2 separate regions of the Homo sapiens genome follow, and region 1 is linked to region 2. A link is a loop called in an ENCODE intact Hi-C map of the cell type or tissue named here. Cell type or tissue: HepG2. All regions are shown on one strand. Each heading gives the region's core, and the rest is flanking DNA. Links, peaks and the distances in the headings are about the cores only.

The links. Hi-C counts contacts between places; a loop is a spot of excess contacts. Peaks named below come from ENCODE experiments on the same cell type or tissue, not always from the same donor. Only the 100,000 strongest peaks of a DNase experiment are listed, where the experiment ranks them.
Region 1: a loop joins it to region 2, with 1.8 times the contacts of the local background. A loop is called at or near these places in 7 of 110 quality-filtered maps.

The regions. Positions count from the first base shown.
Region 1 is chr4:38,932,274-38,937,645 of GRCh38, reverse strand. It overlaps FAM114A1 (family with sequence similarity 114 member A1), which reads right to left. Exons shown (of 15, transcript NM_138389.4): 12 at 5,272-5,372; 13 at 1,856-1,928. Among named protein-coding and RNA genes, the nearest start is that of MIR574, 67 kb to the right of the region's middle. In HepG2, for the core only: no CTCF peak of the experiment used is centred there; no DNase peak of the experiment used is centred there.
Region 2 is chr4:38,983,424-38,988,808 of GRCh38, reverse strand. TMEM156 (transmembrane protein 156) reads left to right here. Exons shown (of 7, transcript NM_024943.3): 5 at 2,390-2,473. Among named protein-coding and RNA genes, the nearest start is that of TMEM156, 46 kb to the left of the region's middle. RefSeq lists an enhancer at 31-530. In HepG2, for the core only: no CTCF peak of the experiment used is centred there; DNase peaks (open chromatin) are centred at 2,408 and 4,338.

The DNA of each region.
Region 1 (5,372 bases), core at 373-5,372, 51 kb after region 2:
TGTGTTTCTATTGCTTCCTGGTATGGTTTGAATTGTGTACCCTGCAAAAAGACATATTGAAGTCCTAACCCCCAGCACCTCAGACTGTGACCTTATTTGGAGATAGGGTTGTTGCTGGTGTGATAAGTTAGGATGAGGTCATATTGGTCACGCGCTAACCAAATAGGCCTGGTGTCCTTATAAGCAGAGGGAAATCTGGACACAGACATGCATGGAGGGAAGGTGATGTGGAGACACAGGGAGAAAGCAGCCATGTCAAGACACAGAGAGAGACTGGAGTTTTGCAGCCACAAGGCAAGGAACACTTGGGGCTACCAGAAGCTGGAAGAAGCAAGAAAGAATCCTAGAGGCTTTGGAGAGATCAAGGCCCTGATACCACCATGCTTTCAGATGTCTAGCCTCCAGAACCACGAGAAAATAACCCAGTTTATGGTACTTTGTTAGAGCAGCCCTAGGAAACTAATATACTTGAAACCAAGAAAACAACCTAATTAGAATAAGAAGTAAACCTGCTGTTTCTCATGGAGAACATCATTAGACTTTGCATCCAGTGTTTTAAAGAGAAAAAACAGGAAGGTGAAAGGGAATATTTTCCACTTTTCTCTGCGCCTACTAAGGTGAAGCTAAATAACATGACTGATTTCCAAAGAAAATAACCAGAGGCCATACCTCCAAGTAAATGCTGAGCCTTTCAGACTTGTTACCCTGTTAATAGAAACACTTGAGCCAATCAGTAACATTTTTTTCTTTTGGTTAAAGTCAAGTGCCACAATGAAGCAAAGAAAACTCTTATCTCTGCCAGGCGCGGTGGCTCATGCCTGTAATCCAGCAGTTTGGGAGGCCGAGGCCGGTGGATCACTAGGTCAGGAGTTTAAGACCAGCCTGGCCAACATGGTGAAACCCCGTCTCTACTAAAAATACATAAGTTAGCTGGGCGTGGTGGCGTGTGCCTGTAATCCCAGCTACTTTGGAGGCTGAGGCAGGAGAATCGCTTCAACCCAGGAGGTGGAGGCTGCGGTGAGCCGATATTGTGCCACTGCACTCCAGGCTGGGCGACAGGGCGAGACTCAGTCTCAAAAAAAAAAAAAAAAAAAAAATGAAAACTCTTATCTTGCATGGCTTATAAAGTAGGCTCTGAGGGCAACAGTGAATATTCAAAATTAATAATTTTACCAGAGATTCTGAAGTACATACATCACAGATATTAAGTAATAAAAGGAACCTTCATCTGACACTTTAAAAAAAACAAACAGGCCAGGCGCGGTGGCTCACGCCTGTAATCCCAGCACTTTGCAGGGCCGAGGTGGGCGGATCACGAGGTCAGGAGATCGAAACCATCCTGGCTAACACGGTGAAACCCTGTCTCTACTAAAAATATAAAAAAAATTAGCCGGGTGTGGTGGCGGGCGCCTGTAGTCCCAGCTACTTGGGAGGCTGAGGCAGGAGAACGGCGTGAGCCTGGGAGGCAGAGCTTGCAGTGAGCCGAGATCGCGCCACTGCACCCCAGCCTGGGCACCAGAGCAAAACTCCGTCTCAAAAAAAAAAAACAAAAAAAACAAAACAAAAATCAAACAAACAAACAAACAAAAACAAAGAAAATAAGGGCCACAGAGGTTTGAAAACTCACTCACCCAACATCTTGTAAGACTGAGATGGCAGATTCAAGGCTAGAACCCAGTCAGGAGAGTCCTAAGCTGCCTGTCCTTAGAGAAGTTACTCTTGGCCTGACTTCAGCTTACATCATGGCATAGCTTCAGTTTTATGGAGCTACTAAAGAAGGCGCTGCATCTCCACATTTCCTCACAGACATACTTCCCTTAAAAAAGGTGAAAAAAATTCAAGACTGTAATCTTACCCCAACAGTGGTTAAAGAATTCGTAAACTTCTTTGATAAAGAGGCCACTTCATTGCACATTGCAGTAGTTAATCTGAAAGAAGAAAAAAAAAAAAGCTTGGATGTTTTCAATAAGGTAAAATAATTTAACTGTCACGACCATTTCTGATACTAATTCAGTATGACATTTAAAAGAATGCCACACATGCTTGAAGATGCTCTACAGAAATGTGCAGTCAGGCGGTTTTCCTTAATCATCTTCCATGATTCGCAATCACAGTTTAATCTAATCCTGGTTTTCTTTCCATGCTTAATTAAAGAATAATCATCCAACTCACTTGACCTCTTTTAGAATCAAAATCATGTGCAGGAAAATATCAGGCTTGAGCTCCACATGTGTAGAGCTTATACACTCTGGCCAGACGGCTGGTTTCCAGCTTTTTGGTCATTTCAAAATAATCATGAGCATTCACTGAGGCACTATGTTAAGCACTTTTGTGTGCCTAATCATATTTAATCCTCAGGGTGACCTTATGGGTTATATTATTATTTCCATTTTATATAGATGGAAAATCGGACATTTAAGAAAGTTAGGTGGCCGGGGAACAGTGGCTCACGCCTGTAATCTCAGCTGTGGGAGGCCGAGGTGGGTGGATCACCGGAGGTCAGGAGTTCAAGACCAGCCTGACCAACATAGTGAAACCCTGTCTCTACCAAAAATACCAAAAAATTAGCTGGGCGTGGTGGCAGGCGCCTGTAATCTCAGCTACTTGGGAGGCTGAGGCAGGAGAATCACTTGAAGCCAGGAGGTGGAGGTTGCAGTGAGCCGAGATCATGCCATTGCATTCCAGCCTGGGCAACAAGAGCAAAACTCCATCTCAAAAAAAAAAAAAGTAAGAAAGTTAGGTAACCTGTTTAGGACCTGCAGGAGAGGAGGGATTCAAACTCAGGTGTCTCTGGATAGTTTGATTATGTTTTTATTATATGATTCAAAATAAAGATCCTGTAGAATATGTAGAATGTGTTTTTAATACTGATATCAAAATTCCAAGTTTATGCTGGCATTCCACTTCTAGAACTTTATCCCAAGAAAACAATGCAAGATACACACAAATATTTAACAAAAACAACATTTATCCTAACACTATGGATGATGACAAAAACTGAAAACAATCTGATTACCTAGTAATGTAGGTAATGTCTGATATTTTTCTATCAGTTAGTGCATACAGCACTCATGAATAGTGATTAAAATGCTATGGGAATGATAACCCCAAGTTAAGAATCTTATATGTTAAAATATCTAGTAAAGTCAGTAGAGGTAAGTTTTGCTTTGATAAAAGAGGCCTTATCTAATATATATAGGTTTTATGAGCTATATCCACCCATCCATCCACCCACCCACCCATCCATCCAAAAATTGTCTGCAGAAAGGGCCAAGAGTAAAGCCAGGAGATATCCCAGAGCCATTCAGTCTATGTTCTTGGGCAGGTGGGTGGGGAGGCACTTATTGTACAGGCAAATCAGGGACTGGGTGCAGCTTGGTAAGGTCAGGACAATCAGGGCTAGGAATCAGAAAGGAGCAAAGAGTAAGGTCACTATCCATACCTAGGGGCTTCTGAACTTTGGCCCTCTTCTTTCCAATTAGTACTGCAAAGATAAACCAGTACCTAGAGATTGTCCTCAGCATTTTCAACTTCCCTGACTTTGTCCTTTCCTCTTCCTTCTAAATGTTTAGGCAAGTGCCTATTCTTTCTAGGAATATTAAGGTGGGGATTCTGTGGTTCTTATAATAACTTTGATTTTTATATCCTTAGATATGGAAATCTAGACTAGATGACGGATCTTTACAAGTGAGGAAAAATGCCGCCAGTACAAAGACACTAATGCTGACTTTTTGGAAGATCTTTCCACTAAAAACTTACTCCCCAACCGACAATGTCAAAGCAGTAATAAGCAAAGACTAGTTAGCTAGCAAATTGAGTGTGCTGAGACCTGTGTGTGTCCATCCCTGGATATTTTCAGGGGCTCTATTTTGGCTCCTGTGTCTGTCTAATAATACGAGGGTACTTAGGCCTATGTTAATTTTCCACATCACAGTATACAGTCATGTGCATAAAAGTTAAAGGCTTATTTTTCAGCTCCATACCAACTATTTTCATGAATGCTCCATATCAACTATTTTCATGTATATTCACTAGATTGCATATTCATATATGTTACACATATATTTTAATTTTACTTAATAAACTAATGATAATAGCTATTATTTATTGAAGAACATGATATAGGACAACACATACATGCACACATACAACCCACAGTGAACTGGTTAATATTAGTGACCGTCATCACTGGAGTTTGGAACGTGGAGACCTGGTATAAGTCCCCAGGAGCAGTGGAGTGTATTTGCCTATTTTGTGAATCTAGCTAGAAGTTACATTAAAGTGTCCTTTCTCTATTCATGTATATGTTGAAAATGTAATTACCCTCAAAAGGTTTTACTTCTAAGACTTTGATCTATTAAATAAGTACTTTCACGCCTCATGCAATGATTTAGTGTGTTTTCCCTTAAATCTCTTCATAAATAATTCCTAGAATGGCTAGTTAAGTCTTCTTCTTGCTAACATAATGCACTTGCTAAAGAAATCCTTATTTCTGGCTAGGCGTGGTGGCTCACGACTGTAATCCCAGCACTTTGGGAGGCCGAGGCAGGCAGATCACAAGGTCAAGAGATGGAGACCATCCTGGCCAACATGGTGAAAACCCGTCTCTACTAAAAATACAAAAATTAGCTGGATGTGGTGGTGCGCACCTGTAATCCCAGCTACTCGGGAGGCTGAGGCAGGAGAATCGCTTGAACCTGGGAGGCGGAGGTTGCAGTGAGTTGAGATCGTGACACTGTACTCCAACCTGGTGACAGAGCGAGACTCTGTCTCAAAAAAAAAAAAAAATCCTTATTTCTTAAGATGACCGTAGAACAATGGAATTGGTTGACTTGAAATTTGAATCTTTGGCCAGGTATGGTGGCTCATGCCTGTAATCGTAGCACTTTAGGAGGCTGAGGCAGGAGGACTGCTTGAGCTCAGGAGTTTGAGACCAGCCTGGGCAACGTGGCCAGGCCTGGTCTCTGCAATTAATTAAAAAATTAGCTGGATGTGGTGGCACGCACCTGTGGTCCCAACTCCAGGGGAGACTGAGGCAGGAGGGTCACGTGAGCCCAGGAGTTTGGGGCTGCAGTGAGTCATGATCATGCCATTGCACTCCAGTCTGGGTGACAGAGTGAGATCCCGTCTCAACAAAACAAAAAACAAAAACAAACAAAAAGAAACCTGAATCTTCTAGTGGCTTAGAGGGTGTGGGTGTGTATGTGTGTATCTGAATGGTACCTATATATAAAACTGGGAAAATAAGAATTTAAAGTAACATTTACTTACTTTATTAGAACTTTTGCTTGGTCCTGAGCTGGTTTTTCCTCTTCTTGTCCATGAAGAATTAATTCTGCTACTTTATGAAGCTGCTCAATACAGCGCGCTGT
Region 2 (5,385 bases), core at 138-5,137:
CTATGGATTTCATTTCCTTTTTAGTACAATTTAGCATTTCTTGTGCACCTACTGTGAATAAGTGGTGATTCTTGGTAACTCAAGGAATAAAAACGTAGATAAAACACAGTTCCAGCATGCAAGGAGCTTCATTCATCTTTCTTCTACTCGGGCAAGTAAGAGAAGAAGAAAGACTGGGTGAATAGGAAGAAGCTGATGAGCTGGACATTGAGCAGGGCTTAGCGGAAGTGAGGGCAGAGAGAGAGAGAAGAACAGGAAGTGGGGATAAAGAATTTCAGGCCGAGCGCGGTGACTCATGCCTGTAATCCCAGCACCTTGGGAGGCTGAGGCAGGCGGATCACCTGAGGTCAGGAGATTGAGACCAGCAGACCAGCCTGGCCAACATGGTGAAAGCCCGTCTCTACTAAAAATACAAAAATTAGCCAGGCATGGTGGCGCAAGCCTATAATCTCAGCTACTTGGGAGGCTGAGGCACAAGAATCACTTGAGCCCAGGATGTGGAGGTTGCAGTGAGCTGAGATCGCGCCACTGCACTCCAGCCTGGGCAATGGAGCAAGACTCAGTCACAAAAACAAGAATTTCAGAGTTGGAGATCTTGAGCAGAGTGGCTGTAGGTGACGGGTGTGAGGCAGAGTCGATCTTTAATAAGCATGGGGGTATCAGATTTTTGGCAGGGCTGAGCTAAAGGAAATTAGAAATTAGGAATCAGGACAGTAGGAGCAACGTTAAAAATATTTAATAACTCGTATGACCTAGGCACCCACCTATCAGGATGGACATTGATTGTAAATTACTGGTATGATGCTACCGGTGTGTACCCATGCAAATACTGGCTCTACTGGCATGTCCCCAGTGCATAAAATGGATGACTATCAGGCCCAATGGACAATTCATAATATGAGTAGCTAGTCTCTTAAAGACAGTGCAAGATGTATTACTATAAGAATAGGCACTAAAAATAAATAGATTTATGTTAGAGTCCTAGTACTACCACTTACTAGCTATGTGACATTAAGCAAGTTATTTAAATTATGTGAGCATCCCTTACATCCTCTGTAAAACAAGCATAATCACCACTACCACACAGGGTTGAGGTAAGGAAATACAGAGATTACTTACAAAGTTTACCACAGTGTCTAGTGCATAATTAGTTTTCATTAAAGGACAGTAGTATTGTGGTGGTTGTATGATTTCCCAAGACTCTTTCCTTCTTTACCAGGCAAGGCTGTGTTAGCCATTTCAGTAGGCAGAACAAGTGGTTGCCTCCAGGTTTCAGTAAAGTTGCAATTCATTCTTTTGACTAGGTATTTGTTGCAGATATTTTTGAGAGCAGTTTCATATCAAGTGTTATCATTGATACCTTAGTAATAAAGCCCTTTGTGCAGTGGTTAATAACATAATCAATACTGTTTATTTGTAGAATAACCATTTTCAGAGCATTTTCACTAGATTCTTAAACTGTGTAAACAGGATATATGCTATTTTTATTTTGTAGATAAAAATCCCCTGAGACTTAGAGAGGTTAAGTGTTTATCCAAAGCTGCACAGCTAGTAAAATGTCAGAACTAAGATGTAGGGTATTTAGTTTTGAAAATTCTATTATTTAAAGTAAATGTGTGTTATTTATAAATAGTGTATAGTTCTGAGTTTCTTGACCCATTTTCCCATATGAAAAGCTATAAGCAAAGAGAGATAGAAGTGAGCTAGAAAAAATGTCTAGAAGGAGACCAGTAGTGGGGAGTCAAATTAAATTCTTACAAATATCTGCCCAAATGACAGACTTAGTGATTTTCAAAGGCTTGCAAATCCAAGCATACAAAGTAATAAAAAATGTCACACTACTTAGCACATTAAATGTTATTGAATATTAAACATACATTGAATATTCTTCACATCATATCTATGTATATAATAAGATAAAAATATACTTTTCTGTGTATAAGAGCTGTCGCTTTCCTTTTTTTTTTTTTTTTTTTTTTTTTTTTTTTTTTTTTTTTTTTTGAGATGGAGTCTCACTCTTTCGTCCAGGCTGGAGTGCAGTGGCATGATCTCGGCTCACTGCAACCTCCACCTCCTGGGTTCAAGCGATTCTTTTGCCTCAGCCTCCTGAGTAGCTGGGACTACAGGCATGCACCACCACGCCCAGCTAATTTTTGTATTTTTTAGTAGAGATGGGGTTTCACCATATTGGCCAGGCTGGGTTCGAACTCCTGACTTCGTGATCTCCCTGCCTCAGCCTCCCAAAGTGCTGGGATTACAGGCGTGAACCACCGTGCCTGGCCATGAATGGCTCCATTCTTTTTGGTAATCCTTTGAACCAACATGGGGAATATATGTTAACAATGCGCTTGTTTATCATCTAAATACTTCATTTCTTTTCTGGGAATAGGTCATAGAGACAAACCTACATCTGTTCTCTTAAGAGGAAGTGATTCGGAGAAACTGAGAGCATTGAATGTGCAGGTTCTTTCAGGTAAGTTCTGTGGCATGTAAACAAAACAGCACTCAGGAAATTCCAAAGCTGCATGGTTTCACTACACAGTAAACTCAAGATCTGAGATCTGAGCTTATGTAAATTAGCCTTGTATCTGGAATAACAGAGCTGTGGGCAAATGAAATCCAGTTTAATATGTCTTATTATCAGGGGACAGTAGCAATCTAAACTATCTCCTTAAATAATGGAAAGTTTGCTTAATTGGCAAGAAGAAATTCATGTGAGTAGGCAGAGGAGAGAAAGCAATAGGGATAAGACTTAGATTTATTTTTAAATGAGACAAGATACCATTATTCCCCAGAATTGCAAGAAGTAATTGCAGAGTGGGCATGGCTTTCGCTGGAGCCTTCCCTTAGCAGAGGGTGTCATTGTGTAAAGAGAACTTCTAATAGCCCCAATTAAAAAGCCCCCTGTCCTCTCCTGAGAAACAGAAATGGAATAAGGGAATTCTAATTAGAGCAGTGATGGGGGCTGTTAGCACAGATGTTGTGGTTCAATCCCTTTCTTCTAATTGTGAAGCCTCCTTTTGGATTCAAGCTGTCAAATCACGTTAAAAAGAGAAAGAGAGAGAATGTGACATGGACGAAGCCCTCTTCTTTAGCAGAGAGAAATAATATCCTTGACCGTGAAAACCACAGAATTATGAGTGCTGTTACCAAAGCTCCTTGTACACAGCCAGCGAGTAGGTGCCTTCGTACTTTGTGAGAAGTTAGAAAAAAAAGGAAGCTTCAAGTCTGGCATGTAAACAGTTTTCAAAAATGGGAGGATGCCGAGCAAACCTCCAGTCCCCCACCCTACAGCTGCATCAGTAGCGACATAGAGATTTGCACCGCATTTCACTGGGGACTTTGTTCACTGGGGGCTTTTGTTAGCCATTTAAATTAGCAGATACACGGAACCCTAGCTTGAGTGCACCTAAGGAGCTCAAATATTTTAAAAATTTAGGCTTTCTACCCAGCATTAGCAGTGAAAGTATTAAGCTATGACTGATAATAAGCATTAGCTAAATAATCATTTGACACCAGTTAAATGTGGGGTAAGTTGGTGGAAATTTTGTCCAGTCAATGAAAATCTTATTTGATTAATAAATTAAAAGCTATAACGTTGTTTTCAATGGCAAAATTAATTTTTAAAAGGCAAAAATGGCATTTTTCCCTGGGCTCCCCTCTTACTCAGTACATGTGTCCAAATATGAGGACAGTTTTAACACAGTTCTGTGGGGCTTTTTGGTCACCTTAGGAATTCTGGTCGTTTCTGTTTTCAAGTCGTAATTTTGAGCACTGCTGTCTTGTCTGAGAAAAAGTCTATAGTTCCCCCGTCAACCCATATAGTCGAGGGAATCACAAATTTTAAGTACTAGCTAACCACAAGACTAACCTCGCAAAGTTGTATTTATGAGCCTGTGACTTTCATCCACCAAAGAAACCTGTCTTAGCCATCCTTTCCCTTTCATAGCTCTCACTAAAAATCCTCTGGCTTTATTACCAGGTATATAATATTAATGTTTAGTGTAGGTCAAGGGGTGATGGCCTTTTTAAAACCAAGAACCCTTTTGAGGCTTAGCGTCTTAAAGAGAGAAAGAGGCAGACTCTTTCTTATTTATATTCCTTTAACCTAAATGCAATCTTTTCCTTCCCTATTATGAGTTGCTTTTCTGACAGAGAAAGGGAAAGGAAATCATGTCTCCCTTGAGTGCAGTTTTTAAGGCCTCTCTTTGTAGTGATGGATTATAGGCAGCAGTGAGAATGTACGGGAAAAATGTGTCAGCATGGTTCTCTGGAGATGCAGTAACACGGGTAGAAAAAAAAAATGTAGTTCAAAGCGGTGGTGACTGTGTCACATTCAGCAGAAGCAGCTTGTTGTCAACACTAGCCACACATTCCAGGATGTCTCTCCATTTGTTCATGCATTTAAAAGTGAGTATTGTTCAACACACACACACACACACACACACACACACACACAGAGAGAGAGAGAGAGACAGAGAGAAAGAGAGAGAGAGAGAGATAAATGGGCTCGTACCTCCAAAAGAAGCTTATTCATCCTACAAGAGAGAAATAAGGAGAGATTACCAGGACGCAGGCACCACATTGTGCCTGGCAGATTCTAGGGGCACGGTGGACACTGATGGAATAAATGCATCCTGCTGCTGTAGAAAGAGATGTCAAACTGAATCAAATCCCCATCTTTTATGTGTCTCTAATATTTTCCTCCTTGCTTTGAGAAGCGTGACAGCTTATGTGTCCTGGCTGGGCATTAATCTACTTTCCATCTTATTCATTTAACTATCGTCTTCACACACGTGATCTCTGTCTTATTTATCTGTGGAGTGTTGTTGCTAGCATAATATCTGGCACTATAAAAGCTTATTAAATCTCGCAAACCCTCAAGGGAAATAAGTATAGAGTAAAAAGAGCGGATGAGCAAGAAATGAGTCTGAGGGATTGGGAAATATGACAGCAAATAAAGAGACAGAGTAATTACAGGGCATAGAATTCCACTTTATTAAAGAAGGCATAGCACGCTTTGTAGAAGGGCTATGGATATCAAAGAATCATAAAAAACATTGACTGTCTTGAAGAAGGGATTTTGAAAAACATGCAAAAGTAACTCTAGGCCGAGTGTGGTGGCCCACGCCTGTAATCCCAGCACTTTAGGAGGCCGAGGTGGGAGGATCACTTGAGTCCAGGAGTTCAAGACCAGCCTGGGCAATATAGTGAAACCCCATCTCTATAAAAAATAAACAAAATTAGTCAGATGTGGTGGCACATGCTTATAGTCCCTGCTACTCAGGAGGATGAGGTGGGAGGATTGCTTAAGCCTGGAAAGTCGAGGCTGCAGTGAGCCGAGGTCACACCACTGTACTCTAGACTGGATAACAGAGCAAGACT